Linked DNA regions of Homo sapiens: region 1 is linked to region 2. A link is a loop called in an ENCODE intact Hi-C map of the cell type or tissue named here. Cell type or tissue: endothelial cell of umbilical vein. All regions are shown on one strand. Each heading gives the region's core, and the rest is flanking DNA. Links, peaks and the distances in the headings are about the cores only.

The links. Peaks named below come from ENCODE experiments on the same cell type or tissue, not always from the same donor. Only the 100,000 strongest peaks of a DNase experiment are listed, where the experiment ranks them.
Region 1: a loop joins it to region 2, with 5 times the contacts of the local background. A loop is called at or near these places in 6 of 110 quality-filtered maps.

What each region holds. Positions count from the first base shown.
Region 1 is chr4:31,101,604-31,109,944 of GRCh38, forward strand. All of the region lies in intron 2 of PCDH7 (protocadherin 7), which reads left to right. Among named protein-coding and RNA genes, the nearest start is that of LINC02497, 65 kb to the right of the region's middle. In endothelial cell of umbilical vein, for the core only: no CTCF peak of the experiment used is centred there; a DNase peak (open chromatin) is centred at 5,088.
Region 2 is chr4:30,710,834-30,719,174 of GRCh38, forward strand. It overlaps LOC124900844, which reads right to left and starts at 8,288. Exons shown (of 1, transcript XM_047416545.1): 1 at 5,798-8,288. The coding sequence starts at 7,074. The coding sequence ends at 6,508. In endothelial cell of umbilical vein, for the core only: CTCF peaks have their summits at 3,776 (motif pointing right) and 5,427; DNase peaks (open chromatin) are centred at 3,778, 5,598, 6,828, 7,408 and 1 weaker place; H3K4me3 peaks cover 2,511 bases; H3K27ac peaks cover 1,822 bases.

The DNA of each region.
Region 1 (8,341 bases), core at 146-8,145, 390 kb after region 2:
TCACTTAGATTCTTAACAATACGTGACTATTGAATTCCTGCATATTAGGCTGTTATTTCTAAATATGAAAAGTCTTATCTTAACAGAGTAAGCATTGACCTTTAGATTTTCCTTTCAACTGAAATGTTTCAAAACCAAGCATATTATATAAATGCATTGAGTATAGTTTTTATAAATGCAAGGCACTGCGAAGCATATTGAGTGATTTACAGATATATGAGATGTTCCCCTTGTGTGCTTGTTGCATCTGTACACTCTCGTGGTAAAATATGGATGAACCAAGCATAATTCCATATTACAAATGAAAGGACATGGTAGGAATATTTTGCCTTAACAAACTCATCTTTTTATGTATGAAAAATTTCACTTGGCTCTGACCCTAATGACTTAAATATTACCCATGTGGAGCATTTCTCAAGCCTTATTAATGTTTTCATATCTTCCAGTAACAGAGAGTGATTTAAAATGGAATAAGATATGCAGAATTCTAGCAATAGGTATCATTCTTAGAATTGTTACTGTAAATGAAAACTAGTATATCTGGTAGTTCCCCCAAATGTAGCCACTTTCAAAACAATATTATGATCCTTTTTTTTTTTTACTGTTGTGTACTCCAAATGATAGCCTAAATCCAAAGTAATAATGTCACCTGGTATCTATCTAAACCAAGTCAAGTACAAAAATTGGAAACTGAAATACTTTATTTTGCTAGCCACTCTGGGGCTGGTGATATGAACAGGAAGAGGCAGTAGTCATAAAAGCACGGGTGTTTATAATATTGTAGATTTAACGTGAAAATGAAATGAGGAAAAGCATTTGTAAATAAAAAGTCTTATGGGCTGGGCACGGTGCCTCATGCCTGTAATTCCAGCACTTTGGGAGGCTGAGGTGGGCAGATCACTTGGGGTCAGGAGTTCGAGACCAGCCTGGCCAACATGGCGAAACTCTGTCTCTACTAAAAATACAAAAATTAGCCAGTGTGGTGGTGGAACCGGGGAGGTGAAGGCTGAAGTGAGCCAAGATCATGCCACTGCATTCCAGCCTGGGTGACAAGAGCAAAACTCCATCTCAAAAAAAAAAAAAAAATCTTATGAAAGGTGTAGAAAGGTGTATCAGGATTATAGTCAAGTATCATGTACAAAATACATGTATCTGTATCTGTACACATAATTTGTACATGTAACTTTTATTTCCTGTGCCTTCTTTGGACTTTCTATGAGACATAGTAATAACAACCTACCTTTTAGAGATGTAATTTAGATTCATTGTGAGATCTAAATGAATCACATTCAGTAATACATAACTTTTGTTCATTATGTGTCATAGAACTCTACGACAAATATATAATTTAGTTTGAACAATGTGTAATCACTGAATAATTTTTCATGTTTGCAGGTAAGTTTTGTTTTTTAACTGATGTTTACATTAGTATTTACATGTGGCATATAGAAAAAATATAATATTTGTTATAACCATTTTCTGGTCAAATATTTAATATTAGCTATAATACAGGTCTCCTTACAAGACGTATGACTAACTGCCAGATCAGTGTCTTTCACATTTTGGTAACCATATTGCTTGAGAGACATCAAATAATTTTATACATTTGTTTTCTTATGCTTCCTTGCAGTGTTTCTATAATTAGAAAGCTTAGAGTTGTAGGGATATTTTATTTATTTATTTATTTACAAGGCATATAATTTTTTGGAAAATTTTCCCAATTTCTTTTCTTTTCTTTTTTTGTTTTTGTTTTTGAGACAGCGTCTTGCTCTGTCACCTAGGCTGCTGTGCAGAGGCGTGATCTCGGCTCACTGCAACCTCCACCTCCCAGTTCAATTCTCGTGCCTCAGCCTCCCAAGTAGCTGGGATTACAGGTGCATGCCACCAAGGCTAGCCAATTTTTTGTATTTTTATTAGAGAGACAGGGTTTCACCATGTTGGCCAGGCTGATCTCAACCTCCTGACCTCAAGTGATTCACCTGCCTCAGCTCCCAAAGTGCTGGGATTACAAGCATGAGCCTCCCAATTTCTGTCTTTAAAAATGTTGCTCTGATCTTCCTGATTCTCTCTAGCTGACTGTCACCACTGTCTTCCCTGGATTACTAGAGTATCCTTTTATCTATTCCATTCCCCTCTATGAATATGACTGTTCCTCCAATAATGGATCTCATATACCCACGTACCTATTTAGAAACATTAATTGTTTACCATTTTTCACTTAAAGGGTGTGAGATTTCTAAGCATAGCACTGAACACCACCAACTGCTTTCTTTTCTTTTCAAACCTTATTTCCCCCATTTAATCTGGTCTATTCATTCTGGATCAGTTTAAGACCCCAAATACGTGATACGGTTTCATGCCTCCATGCAATTACTTATGCTGTTCCCTTGACTGTAATGCTCGCTGTACCCCCACTCCATTCCTTGGTGGTCAAAAGCCAACCATTTCAATATCCAGATTAAATGCATTCCCAAGGGAGAATTCTTCACCTAAACAAGGGCTCCTATAGCATAATGCTACAGAAAGTGCATTGCAGTTAAAGTTTCTCAATATTTGTCTTTTTCAGTATACTGTGAGCTCTTGCAGTGCAAGCACTTAGTTCTGTTTATTTTTCTACCACCATAGCACCCAGAATGGTGACTAACATTGAATCTGCTCAGAGTGTTCAGTGAAATGAACTGTGTGAGGTTTTGAGTAAATGCATTCATCCCTAATTGTACTAAATTATATTTCCTGCCAAATATACTTAAAGCAAGTGGAAGAAAAAAACATCTAGTTTTCTCATACGCACCCCTTCTCTCCACAATCTCTATGATTTACACTGGGAAGAAATCAGTTTGTTCTTTTAGGTAAATGATATAGCACTTAATTGAATCAATGCTTAGTGCTTCTTGCCAGAATGTTATCATTTTCTATAGCAGTACACTTGTCCAAGAAAATGTTAGTTTTTGTGTATAAAAATACATTACCATGCACTCTGTCTTCCCAAACTATTTTGAGCAACTACTTAAAATGATTTAATTTGCAGGACTGTGTGCCTAATAAGCTTTCTGTTTAAAATCCTAACACTGAGCTTTCTAAGAGCGACGTGGTCTACATGTAAACTCTTTACAAACAGCATCTGAATTACAGGCAGAGACACACATTAGGAGCTGCCAGAATTGTGTTTGTTGTGGCTGCCTGGTTAGCTGCTGCTTGAACAGCTGAAGTATGAGCGTATTGATCAATTAGTGCCAGCTCAAACAAGAAGTATGCCAACTGAAAGGGAAGTCAGATTTGTATGCAAAGCTGCATTGGTAAAATTTGGCTGGTATAGGTGGTAAAAGGGTTGGACAAGCTATTTAATATGAAAGCACCAGTGTACCTTAAGGAACACATGACAATTGGTATGTGATATTTCAAAGACTTCATTTGAACTTAATAAAATGGAAAACGGCTTCATTTTGACCCAAAGGATGGCGCCTACCTTCATATGTAAAGTAGAATGGGGAATAAAGTTCCTCGTTGAAAATATTAAATCCTAAACCTAGCTTTGAACTGATGTGTTCATTCTCACTGAATAATTGTCATACTTCATTTACTTCTTTGTGTATAAGTAAAGGACACTTTAAATATATAAAGCTATTAAGTCAATTATATAAAATAACATTATGAGTTTTGTGACAGTAAATTTATATCCTAAACCTAACTTATATGAATGATGAGAATAGCAATATTCTATTTAACATAATGCATGTGAATGAATCACAAAAATCAAGGTTTTTTGATGCTAAATTCTGCCAGGGTATCAGTCAGGGAAATATCAGGAGTACCTTCTAGAAACCACATACATATGTATAAGAACGGTTGGGTGGAAGATTGAGAAACTCCCTGAATGGGATACCATTATTAGGGCTCTATACCCTGGAGGTGCTTGCTCTAAAGAGTCACTTTGCTCACTCTGGGGATCAGCAATATCACTGAAATGAAGAAGCAATGTTCTCAAGTCCAGAATTCTTTTGATGACACTAGTGTAGGTGTGTGTGCTTGTGTGTGTGTTAAACTTGGAGCTATAATAAGTATTGTTAGAAAATAATGGAGCTCATTCTATGAATGTAAGCACAGCATAGAATAAGTATTTTTGGCCAGGCGCAGTGGCTCACGCCTGTAATCCCAGCACTTTAGGAGGCCGAGGTGGGCGGATCACGAGGTCAGGAGATCGAGACCATCCTGGCTAACATGGTGAAACCCCGTCTTTACTAAAAATACAAAAAATTAGCTGGGCATGGTGGCGGGCGCCTGTAGTCCCAGCTGCTCGGGACGCTGAGGCAGGAGAATGGCGTGAACCCGGGAGGCAGAGCTTGCAGTGAGCCGTAATCGCGCCACTGCACTCCAGCCTAGGTGACAGAGCAAGATTATGTCTCAAAAAAAGAAAAAAAAAATATATATATATATGTATATATACTTTTAAAACTTCACAGTATTGTATGTAACAGGAGTATTGTATTAACTTTATGGTTTTTGAAACAGAAATAAAATAAGACAAAACAAAAATTCAAAGTATGTTTAAGGCAGTCCTCCCTCTTCCAGGCCAGTTCTGATTCCTTTTCAAAGCTCTGCCATTGACTTTCTTGTCCCACTTTCTTATTGATCTTGTGTCTGTGCTAGGAAGAGGCTTTCTTGAGGTGAAACCTTAATATTAATTGCAGAAATGGTCAGCCTTTATATAAGCGATTGTGCAAAAATTTCCTGACAATACAAAATTTTTAGATGTGCTGCTAGGGAGGATCTACTTTTCTTCCTTTAGTTTCTGTGGTACGCTAGTCACCAGGTAAGTGCTAACTATAGAATGTAGCTGTTCTTGCTATTTGCATGGCTCTTTCTGAGTGCGATGAAGTGAGGTTTCCCTGTGTCCTTTGTTGATGAAAAGGAGGTTTTATACTCTGCTCCTTTGGATGGAAGAGCCACTTCCTGATTGGGTTCTGGGCTAAAAGTGGATCTGCCTTTAGGCAGAAGTATGAATGTCATGTTACTTCCTATTTAACATTATTAACCATACTTCCTGGCCCCAGAAGGCCAGAGTTTGACTGTTTATTTCACATCAGTTATCATGAAATTATTCATAACAGGAAAACAATACTGGGTGAATTGGCCACACTCATGTTGAAGGAATCTTATTTAGACATATCATACTGGTTCTGAAGTATGGTCCATTTAGGATAGTATTCTATTTCTGGAAGTAGCATGTGGTGTGATTGATGAAAACACACACATTTTATCTTTGACATTAGTCTGTAGATTTTGATGTTTAATAAAAGATGAGCATCTCATCCTTTCCTAATAATCCATTATGGTTTTCTAAGCATTACGCTCTTAACTTCTCTATCCTACTCATACTAATAACTTTTACTTCTTGAATGATTATTTGCTTAAGGTAACTACTCACAGTAGAGGAATCTAATACCATTATTTATTTTCTACATTTCCCTTTTTTTAGTTTTCCAACTGTTTTTTAATAATAGTTCTTGTTCAAAAGTTTAACCTTTCTACAATCTTCATGGGCACTCAAAGCAGGGTATATATCTGATAAAATTACCCACGAAATTTTTTTATAACTAAGTACTATGATATACAAGTAATGACATGAATACGTGGGTGAAATAATGCAAATTGAAGGCTAAATGGTGATAGAAATGCATTTTGCATTTCGATTCTTTTTTCTTTCTATCTCACAATAAAGCAAAGAAGGATGATACAAATATATGTGCTAGAAGGCCCATTAACTGGCATACAAAATCGCTGAAGCAATGTAGTTCAGCAGAGAGACCAAAGACATATAATGAGAGTGAGAAAGCAGTTTTGATAATTATAATGAGTCAAAAGCAATCTCCTGCTTGCTTAGCTCGCACAGATGACAGAGGAAGGAAAATGTTCTTTTCTTCTGAGACAGAAACAGGACATCAGTCAAAATGATAAGAGATGTCAGTATAATATTCCTCTGAGTCAGGTACCACTGAGTTAGTCATCTGGGATGAGAGTTTCTAATCTTTTTCTTTGCTTCAGTTTCACTTTGGGCTTTGGGGTAATAGATTCCATATCAATATATATCTAAAAAATGTTCACAGTTCTTAGTTGGGAGAAATAAAAGTAGTTTATAATCTAGTGGGAAAAATATAGTCTTTGAAGTCAGTCAAACTAGACTTTCATTTTTTCTATGTTAACGTGAATAAGTAATTTATCTTCCTTAAAATGGGTATGAAATTACCTTTCTCACCGGAATTTTGTGGATATTTATGATTAGATATATGTAAAATACTTTTGCAAATATTTTTATTAGTAGTTGTTATTAAATTCACTTAAGGGGCAGCCAAAAATATCAACCTTTTTTATAGTAACAAAATGAACCAACACTTAAGGTAATGCCTTAACATACAAAGTATAGTACTTCTGCATTTTTTAGTTTGTTGCATTTCCAAAGAAAACTACAGAAAAGGACATTTCTATGTCACTGATGCTAGCCAAAGGCAAAACTTAATTAAAATTATCTTAATTTCCAAGGCCAAAATAGACCAGATCATGTTTATGGTATGAAATCTGTAAATATTCAACCTATTCCTCTGTCCTACCCTAGTAAAAGGTGAGTTTTTCTTTTCAAAAATAAAATGTAGTGTAATAAAGACCACTGAAAAAGTTACTAATGAGAAAATGTGGAATTCAGCCAGTGTGTACTGACATATTCTAAAAATAGAGCAATGACTATAGTAGACTGTAACATACAGCATACAGTAAAAAAAAAAAAAAAAAAAAAAAAAAAAAAAAAAAAAAAATCACTTTCTAATTATACAGGAAAAAGAGACGGGGGAAACGAGTGCCAAAAGATTGAATAATCTTTTTAACTAAGTTAACTGCTAATTCGATGAATCAGTGTTTGTGCCACATGGTTTTCTACTATCAGCAAAAATTTCAGAAGAGACAAATCTTGTTTTTGTGATTGCATAGGCACCTATCTCACAGCTGGAAAAGTAAGGCTCACAGCTGCTATTTTTATGGGGGAGAAAATTAATTGTAAGTGCAAAATGTTTAGAAGATGGCTGGTGTAAAGCAACTGTGCAATACATTGTAGATACATAACATATTAGCAAGGATCAATTCATTTTTTTTTTCACAACTACACATTGAGCATTATATGCATTAGTCATATAAGAAGAAAGGATAAACTGTGCAGAGAATACTATCAGCCATTGCTGTGCAACAAACTACCTGAAGACCTGAAGACTCACTGGCTTAAGGCAATAAACATTTCTTACCAGCTGGGTATTTCTTCTCACCTGAGCCATAGTGAGCTGTTCTTGGTGGGACACATTCTGCTTCTGCGGTCCACTAGGGGTTGTGTTGGGTTGCTTTGCTAATGTTGGCTGAACTCTTCCATTTGTCCTTTCCTGGGACAACAGCCCACCTTTGCCCCATCAGGCTGGCTCAGGCTTGTTCCCATGCCATGACAGAAATGACACAAGTGTAGGAACATGCAAAGGCTGGGAGTGTAACAATGTTGCTTCCACCCCATTCCATTAATCAAAGCAAGTCTCAAGGCTAAGCCTAGTTTAAAAGGTAGGAAAACAGACTCTACCATGTGAGGGGAAAAACTGCAAAGTCACTTTGCAAAATATGCATTGATATGGGAAAGGATGGAGAATTATGACCATTTTAGCAATCTACCATGATGACTATGCTAAAAGAATAATTGACAAGGCTGCTTTTGAAATATCTTTAAGCATATTTATTAAAGTAAGGTTGTTAGCTTCAACCTTTTCCCATGTAAAACAAAACAGTGCAAAAAAATCAAGCCATGAAATAGTCAAATTATAAGATTGTAAGAGGATAAAGTCAAGTTTGTTGTTAGAATGTTACATGATAGAGATTTATTTATTCAAAGGTAAAATTACTGTAATGAATAGTGTTTAGCTAGGTGTTCATGACTGCTACCTCTAGGTTTGAATGTGTTTATTTATTTTATAATATACAGAGAATGGGACTAATATATGCTCATTGTCGTGTACTTCTCACAAGTATAACCATTTCATGGGTTTATCTCTGGCAGCCTTCACCAAATTAATATTCCTTTAGTTGAAACTATTGAAGAAGACAAGGTTTGCTTTCCAAAATACGTATTCCTAAATTCCAAATATAAGTACTCTGCCATGTCCCACAGACAATGCCATTGGTACATTTCAGTACTTCACCTGATGCTGATAATCTAAGCAATGGATTTATAAATTGGCTTCCATATCTCTATACATAGGCAGACGCTGTTACAATCTAACCTTGACTTCATTGGAGGCCCTCCTAAATTTTTTAATTACAG
Region 2 (8,341 bases), core at 9-8,008:
GGTAGGGTACTTTGGCTTTTGTTCTGGGTGGGTTCTCTGGTATACTCTTCGTTTGATTTCTTCAGCCTATGAGTTCTTCAGGCTTCAATAACAGAGTTGCCTGTGAATTCTTCAGTGGATTGGGCTGTGGTTATTTGTGGAGGCTGTGGTGAGGCTTCACTGGGGACTGGGGCTCTGCATGGGCTGGTTCTCAGGCTTTTTGTGGTATGTGCAGGTACTAGTAGCGATAACAGTGGGCTGGACAAGCCCATCTTCAAGCCCCTAGATGGTATGTGTGGGGTTGCTGTCAGTGGCAGTTGCCCTGGGCATGCAGTTCTCAGCCTTTGGGGAATGCATGTTTTGCCTCTCTGTGTCCTGGAGGCAGTCCCCCTGATGTGCTGGACCTTTTATTGCCCAGGGTGTAGGGTACTTCATGGGTTTGTGTGCCAGGGTTATGGCTGCACTGCTGGGTCCAGATGGTGTGACAACACTGCAGCATTCTGAGTGAATGTGAAGGGATGTTGGAAGTGCATCAGAAATGTAAAAATGCATCGCTTATTAAACAGGATGTAGCCTGAGATCAGCCCCATTCTCAAAATAGTGGCATGCTGCAACAGCTTGGGTCTCAGGGCATGGGTGGGACCTGGCATGATTTCCCTCTCTGAAGCAATGTAGTTGTGTTTATTCCAGGCAGTTCCCTATACTATGCTCAGGGACTCTGGGTCCCGAGAAGGTCTTCTGTAGCTAGGATTGCAGGTGTCTATAGAGGGAATGTGGATTGTTGGGGATCTTTCACTTACCTTTATCCTGCAATGGGAAGTCTTTCCTGGCTCTGAGCTGATTTCAGTCAGCTGCTTCGCTTCCCTGTTTGTGCTGCCATCTTGAATTTCCCTGCCTCAGAGGGTCCCTGTTACTTCCTTGTTAAAATCTAGTGTTCTCCCTTAGATGCTCTATTTTGACATGTGGTTATCTACTCACTGTTTTTGTTCTTTTTTGGTTTTTGTGTGTGTGTGTGTGGAGGGAACATGATGTGCTGAGTGCCTCTAGTAAGCCGTCTTGATGACCTATGCCCACTCATGCAAATGCTGTTTGCAATACTGCTACTACATAATTGTACCATCAAACATGGATTCCAATAAATTTTGTATTTGTGTTTAAAAGACATACACACTCAAAAGAATAGCATGTTTTTAGTATATCTGCTGTCTTATTGAGTAATTCCTGACAAAAGAGGATTTTTGCTTTGATTAGACATTGTCAGAGAGGAAAAGCTTTTTCTCTACCAGTTTAGGTTATGTTCTTGAGGGGTATGCACATTAAGCTTGCAAAAGTCAGATTATTAAAAGAGAAAAACAGATTTAATTATGTATGTGTACATGGGCGTTGACAAAGAAATGTGATTCAAGGAGGTAGTTAGAATTGGGCACTTATATATCATCTTAATAGAGTACAGGGGAGGGCAGAGGGCACTTCTGGAAACAAATGACTTTTAGGGAAGATCAATGGACCCTTAAGAGAATAAATGTTAGATATAATAGTTTTATGCCAGTATCTGTTTCTCTTTCCAGGTGCTACCTTGTGCTGACTTCTTCAGGTCGATGCTAAGATTTGCTCCTCTGTGGTTGTGAGACTCACAGGGAAGGGATTTATAACAATGGAATTATTTGCAGGAGGCATTGCTTTTAAAAAGACAGAGTTTAGAAAAAGCTTCTTTCTGCAGCTGTTGATTCTCAAATGTCTTCAACTCAAAATAGTCCTTTATGCCACTGTCGCATATTCTGAACCCTTCAACATCAATAAGAAAGCACCTTCTTAGCTTGGAATTTCATGTCTAATAATTGAAAGAGCTTTCTACAGACTAGTTTCTGGCTCCATACATTTAAGCCTTGATTGCACTCTATCACCCACATAGGCCTGGGAACCTATCACATCACAACCTGTGACGCTGCACCTTTGCACGACCATACTGATGAGCTGGCAAAGTGGATTTTGCGAAAATTCTTGGAAGCCATTCTACACTATGATGGCTAGCAACAACTGAACTGTGAGAGAACAGGAGTGTGAATTCATAAAAATACATTTTAACACATCCAAATTAAATGTATCCCCATCTCAACTTTCCCTTAGCTGGATCCTCAAAATGCCTGTGATCTCTCTAACACAATTTAAACAAGTAGTGTGGCAAAGAGGAAACTGGAATGAGATAAAGACGTGCTCTTAACCTATCGTAGTTAAAATTCTTACTCTTGCAAATATCAAACTCATAACTGTGCAAACACTCCCTCACTGCACCACAACTTCAAGGTCTTGGAAGAAGCTGGTACAAGTAAGAGACCCTGAAAGCTCGAGCCTCATTGGCATCACAATCAGTCTGGCCAGGAGGGTAATTCTGGAACTGGGAAACAATTGCCAGGATGCCTGCAGAGAAGAACTTTTGTTAGTTCAAAGCAATTTTCATTTATAGACCTTTAGAAAATACCGTTTCATAGGAGAAAATAAAATAGAAACAAGGGCATGGCTTTAGTTTCAGTGATACCTTTTTCAGTTCGGCATATTTTGCTCTTAACCTCTCTCTTATATTTTAAATATATTTTATTTAAAAAAATGTGGCCAGGTGCAGTGTTGGCTCACGCCCGTAATCCCAGCACTTTGGGAGGCCGATGCAGGTGGATCATGAGGTCAAGAGCTCAAGACCATCCTGTCCAACATGGTGAAACCCCATCTCTACTAAAAATACAAAAATTAGCTGGGTGTGGTGGTGCGCCCCTGTAGTCCCAGCTACTCAGAAGGCTGAGGCAGGAGAATCGCTTGAACCCAGGAGGCAGAAGTTGCAGTGAGCCACTGTATCCCAGCTAGGGTGACAGAAAAAGACTCCATCTAAAAAAAAAAAAAAAAGCACAATGCTGCCTAGGTATTAGATGAAAAAGAGAAGCTTTATATTAGATATCACTGAAAAGGCAGGGTTAAGGACTATTCCTTCCTTCCAAATTGGCAGACATGATCAGGCAGACATAATCTAACATCTGGAAAGAGAGGTAAAGAATCACTAAGGAACAGAAAGATCTGGATAACATATACTGTTAGTAATCAGTGCTGTTAGTTTAATAATGTGTCAAAACACTTACTATTTTATACCTATGTTACTCAAATTCCAAGCTTGTATTTATATTTTTGCAATTTTTTTATCCAATCATTTGCAGACAATATTGAGAATCAGTTACACAACCAAACCAAGAAATAAAAAGAACTGAAAGAAAAAAAAAAACATACATACAAAGAATCATGCTTATCTTTCCATCCCACTGTGAGTCAACAATACTTTATAAAGAGTCCTGTTCAGAGTGTCAAATTCTGTACCAGTTACTAGAAAAAATATTAACTAAACAGTTTGATAGTGTTAAAAATCACCAGATACAAATGTGTGTAGCTTTATGAAGAACTTGTCTTGTGAATGGAATTGTATTTCTCTCTGTGACTGGATAGCACACCACACCTGCTGATTTATAGGGATGTATTGTTGAACCCATATTATCTACTTTGATATGCTTCTTAATTCAGCTTTACATGGATGATTTATTTTAAAAGCACTGAAATGGGTATCGAAAAGGTACTACCACTTTCCCAAATCAATGTCAGCCTGAAGTTTACTGAATTCTTCAAGTATTGGTCCTAAGTCAAATTCACAACCAGTCTGACTTATACAGAGTTGAACAATGACTACATACCAGCACCCGTATTTCCCAGGGAAGTGAAATTCCTCTTCCACTTAGGGCTGCCCGGAACTGGTTAATGGCCTCATCTAGCCACAAGGGGGCCAAGAGGTACAATTCCATGTTAGGCCCAGAAGCCACAGTCAGAAATACTTGGGGAAAGTTCTCAATGACTGCCCTATAAGTATCAGCATCTGTCGTTAGAAAATTCATTGCTGCTGAAATAGTCAAATTTCTTATATTTCTCATTCTAGAAACATCCCACATTATGTATTTCCTAATTACAATCAATCAAATTTGTTTGAATAAAGTTTTCTACCGCCTGTTATTCAGAATGAACATAAGAAGTGGCCTAGCTAGGTCGACACAGCCAGGTGCTAAAACTTCTAAAGCTAATACATAATTTTCAACCATTCTTGTTATAAGCAAGGTCATTTGTTTGGGAATTAAATTTGTCCAAGCAATTATAATGAAATTTCTCCCCCAAATCCTTAACATGTTATCTAGCTTAGAGGTCATTATCCACAGCAGTATTTGATATATCCTGCCACGATAGTAAAAATATGCAAATCTCCCAAGTTCGTACTGCAAAGGGCATTGGTAGGTCTAATTTTACCATCAATAGTGAAAGGAGATAGCTTCAGATGACCCTAAATAATAGGATGTACTGCTTTTAACCTATCAAGGGTCTTTTTCCCAGAAGTAATCCAGATTTTATAAAATACTGTGTGCCCCCAACTTACATTTTTGTAAATGTATGAAAATTAATGTAAAGTTGAAAAAATTCATAAACTAATGATCTTGTAAGTAAAAGACAAATGCCAGTTATAGTCACTGACTGGATCTTTTTATGTGTGTCATGACTTGTAAATCTCTGCTATATTGCACATATTTTGGCATGTAAACCTTTAGAAAATGAATAAAAAATCAACTGTCAATATGTGCTAAACTTAAGGTAAAAATCATTTATTCTGTGTTATTTTAAAACCTAAAACACTCTATTGAAATCTGAAAACCAGACAGCGTGTGAGCTAATAAACACTTAAAATTTTATTTTTCAAAGCTTCTTCTTTTTTTTTTTTTTTTTGTAAATGAGATTTTCATATCGGCCTTGTGGAAATGTTTATAGTTATCCAGTAGATAGTATGAATCAACTTAGTTTAGTTTCTGTGTGCTTCTTTTATAGATACACTGTAAAATATAGCTTTGCATATGATTTCTTGATTTAAACAGCACAACTTATTCTATGTCTTGGCTAGAAACCAATTAAATAACCACTGATGCAAGCAGTTATTACCTGCTTAAAAGGAAATCTGTGGTTTCCTTATTTAAACTGATGAGTTTTAATGTCTATCAAAAAGGCTGTTATTGCAATGAATAATTTAGTCATTTCAGTCTACTAAACATGTTAATACTACAAGCATGGATTTAAGGCTGTAAAATATATCTAAAGTTTCTCAGAGTCTCAAGGATCAGAATCATACTTGGAATAGTTATGCACAGATATGTTTACTCTTTCAAGTAATATATGTTTAAAGGACAATCGTTTGTAGTAATTATTTAGAAAAGGAAGACTGAAGTATCAAATTTAGCGAAAGGGGTTAGAGAAATGGTTGATCATAAAGGCCTAGAAAACACGTCTACAGATAGAAGACCCTTTTTAAAAAGATGAAAGGTCAATGGATTTAGAGATATCCGAGTGTCATTTCCTCTGTTTGTCCCTTGGTGGAGTTCTTGAGTTACTTTCTCCTTTTCTGTCAAACTGTTTTTATCTTTCCAGAACTGGCTATCGTGTTTACTGTATTTAACCTTTTTCTCATATTATTGTGAATACAGCGTCTATTATAAATGAAAGGCCCCCTGAGATCACATCTCCAGCATCTACTTTGTATTCTTAACCATAAACTTTTGTTGTAGTTACTTCTCTTACTGTCTTTTCTTGAGGCTTGAACTACATCAGGGACCCTGAATGCTATTTTTCAGTTCAGCCACTGAAATTTCTTAACGGCAAAACAGGTTTAAGCAAGCGAGGTTAGTAGGTAAATTAAAAAAAAAAAATCTACTGAATATTTTAAGTTTAGGGTAAGATTTCTGGCACAGAAAATGAATCGTTTGTCAAGGTTTTATTAAATGCATATTAGCACGGGATGATATTTATATTTTAATCAATTTCATTTTTTACATCTTGATTTCAAAGGGGTATTTCCTTTTATTGTTCTTTTTTAAAAAGCCACTAAAGAAAAAACAGAAATCTCCATTTCAACATTCCCTCAAACATTTTGCTTCCTACATGCGATGACGTCTAATCACTCTGATCGATGCAAGCTTTAGGGCACTGATCTCATTTTCTCTCTCCAGTTCTGGCCGCCAAAGCAGCAGCAGCAGCAGCAGCAGCAGCAGCAGCAGCAGGCTCTTTAATTTATTGCAGGCGGTTACACTTTCGATCCCATTTCCTTCTGAACCCTTTCCTCTCAGGTTGAGTAGATAAATGCAGCCTCGGGTCTGAGAAGCCGGGGGGGGGGGGGGGGGGGGGTTGGTGGGTGGGAGCGAAGCCGGATATCACATTCCCTCGGTGAGGTCTGGTACCGGGGGGGATTAAGTCTCCCGGTTCCATTTAATGAAATTGCTGAGCACTTGTGACACTGGCTCTAAGACTGCGGAAATGGGGCGGGGGTGGGAGAAACTGCTTCTCTCTTCATTCATCCTCTGCGCCGGCGAGAGGAGAGAGTGTCAGCCCCTAGAGAGGGGGCGGAAGAGGACTGGGAGCTCCAGCCGCCGCAAGGGCGCCCCGAGGGCTCCTCTCACCTCCCCCGTACCCCTACCCCGCCCATTTCCTTTGCTTGCCCAGAACGGCGCTGCAGGGCAAAGCCGCCGCCACTTCTTTGCTGCTCTGGCAGAAAGGTCGGAGCCTGGGACTGATGGGGGTGGGAGCAAAGCCAGCAGGCTTCTTGGCCCCCGCAGTCTGTCCTCGCTGTTCTCCATGCAGCACACGTCGGACCCATTTCCCACGCTGGCTTGGCTCCGCCGCGAAGTTGGTAGGAATGAGAGTGAGGAGGGCGGGCTGGAGACTTCCTCCCGCTCGCAAAGAGGAAACCACTCCACTGTGAAGGACGCGCTGCAACTCCCTAGTCATCCGGGAAGAAATGTGCAGCGCGCTGAGGAAAAGCCGCCCACTCCTTCGCGCCCCGCTCAAGTGTGCGCCTGGAGAGTGCGCGCCAGAGCCGCGAGCAAATGCTTTGAAGATGCGGAGAGGCTTATTCAAGTTTATGGTCTGGAGAGGGAAGAGGGAGTGCACAACGTTTCTGCCCAAGCGGCTGCCTGAAGTTTGCAAAATCTTAGTAAGGCGATGAGGGGAGTGAGTGCACTGCACCATATTGCCGCGCATCGGAATGCACGGCGCAAGGCCGCGGAGTGGAGACGGCTTCTCCCATTTGCCTCCAACCTGGGAAAAAGGGGAACCAGGGTCGGAGGTTTGGAGAGAGGCAGGCGTTCCGATAAACCCGGGTTCTTGCCAAATGTAAGAGGGATTTGGCTTTACTGCCACTTAGCCGGCCGCGAAGGCGCTGCGGAGCCCACCCCCGCCCCCGGCTCGAGACTGCGGCGGTGCGCACTGAGCCTGCGCGCGGGGCTTTTCTCGCTGATGCTGCAGATACAGAGCTGAGAGGTTCGGGTGCCAGCAGCGGGAGGGTTAGCGGGAAGGCCGGGTTCCCTGCCCTGGCCTCGGAGGAGGAGCCACCACCCCTGGGGTGATGCTACTTTCACAGACTGGAAAATACTCGCCAGCTCCCTGACACACACTTAGACACACTTCCATCCAACGGGCATCTACGATCCCCTGTAGGGAGAGCTTGGAAATCTCTGCCGCCTCTCCCTCCTCATTCCTGTTCCTGCGCCCGCCCAAACAACCGCGCGCTACATCTGCTCGTTGACTTTATTGGTGTTTGTCTTGTTTAAATCATTCTGCCTCGTCACCCAGGTCTCGTAAAGAATACCCACACTGGACAGATTTTATTTTTTCGGCTTTAAATTTTTCTTTGAGGGGAGGCCCTTAAATGTGTATGGATACGTCAGGCGAGCTGAAGACTAAGCAAATCCCAGCAGCGGCCCTTTCTCTCTTTCGAGATGGTAAAAATTCTCCCCAAATACCTACAGTCCGTCTCAGTCGTCTTAATCCTAGCCGGGCCTCTTCGTTTACAGCCACTGAAATAAATGAGTAAATGGCTCAGTTCAAAAACACAACCAGACCTGAGATCTGATGAGGCCGGCTGCGGTGGTCGTGAATGAAAATTGGAGAAGCCTTGCTTCAGGAAATAGGGACAGTCAAGGGACACAAAGTCAAAAGGAGAGATGGGAAAGCTGGGGACACTTTGGTACACAAAGTTGCCATTAAAGTTTATTTCCCTTTTATCCAGATAGGTGACGCTACACTTTGCCAGTTACTAAAGGCTGCAGGTTTCTGCTCAGAAAATAATATCGAGGTTTCCAACATGTGTTTATTCCCCAGGCGCGCACACACGGTCTACCCCCGCAAGCAAGCACGACGACAGGAATGTCAAGCATTTAAACAAAGACAGACATCCTTCACCCTCCACCCACCGCCGCCCCTGCCCCCCGCAACCATCCAAAGTCTGAGCTCCCAAAAAAGGATCTTT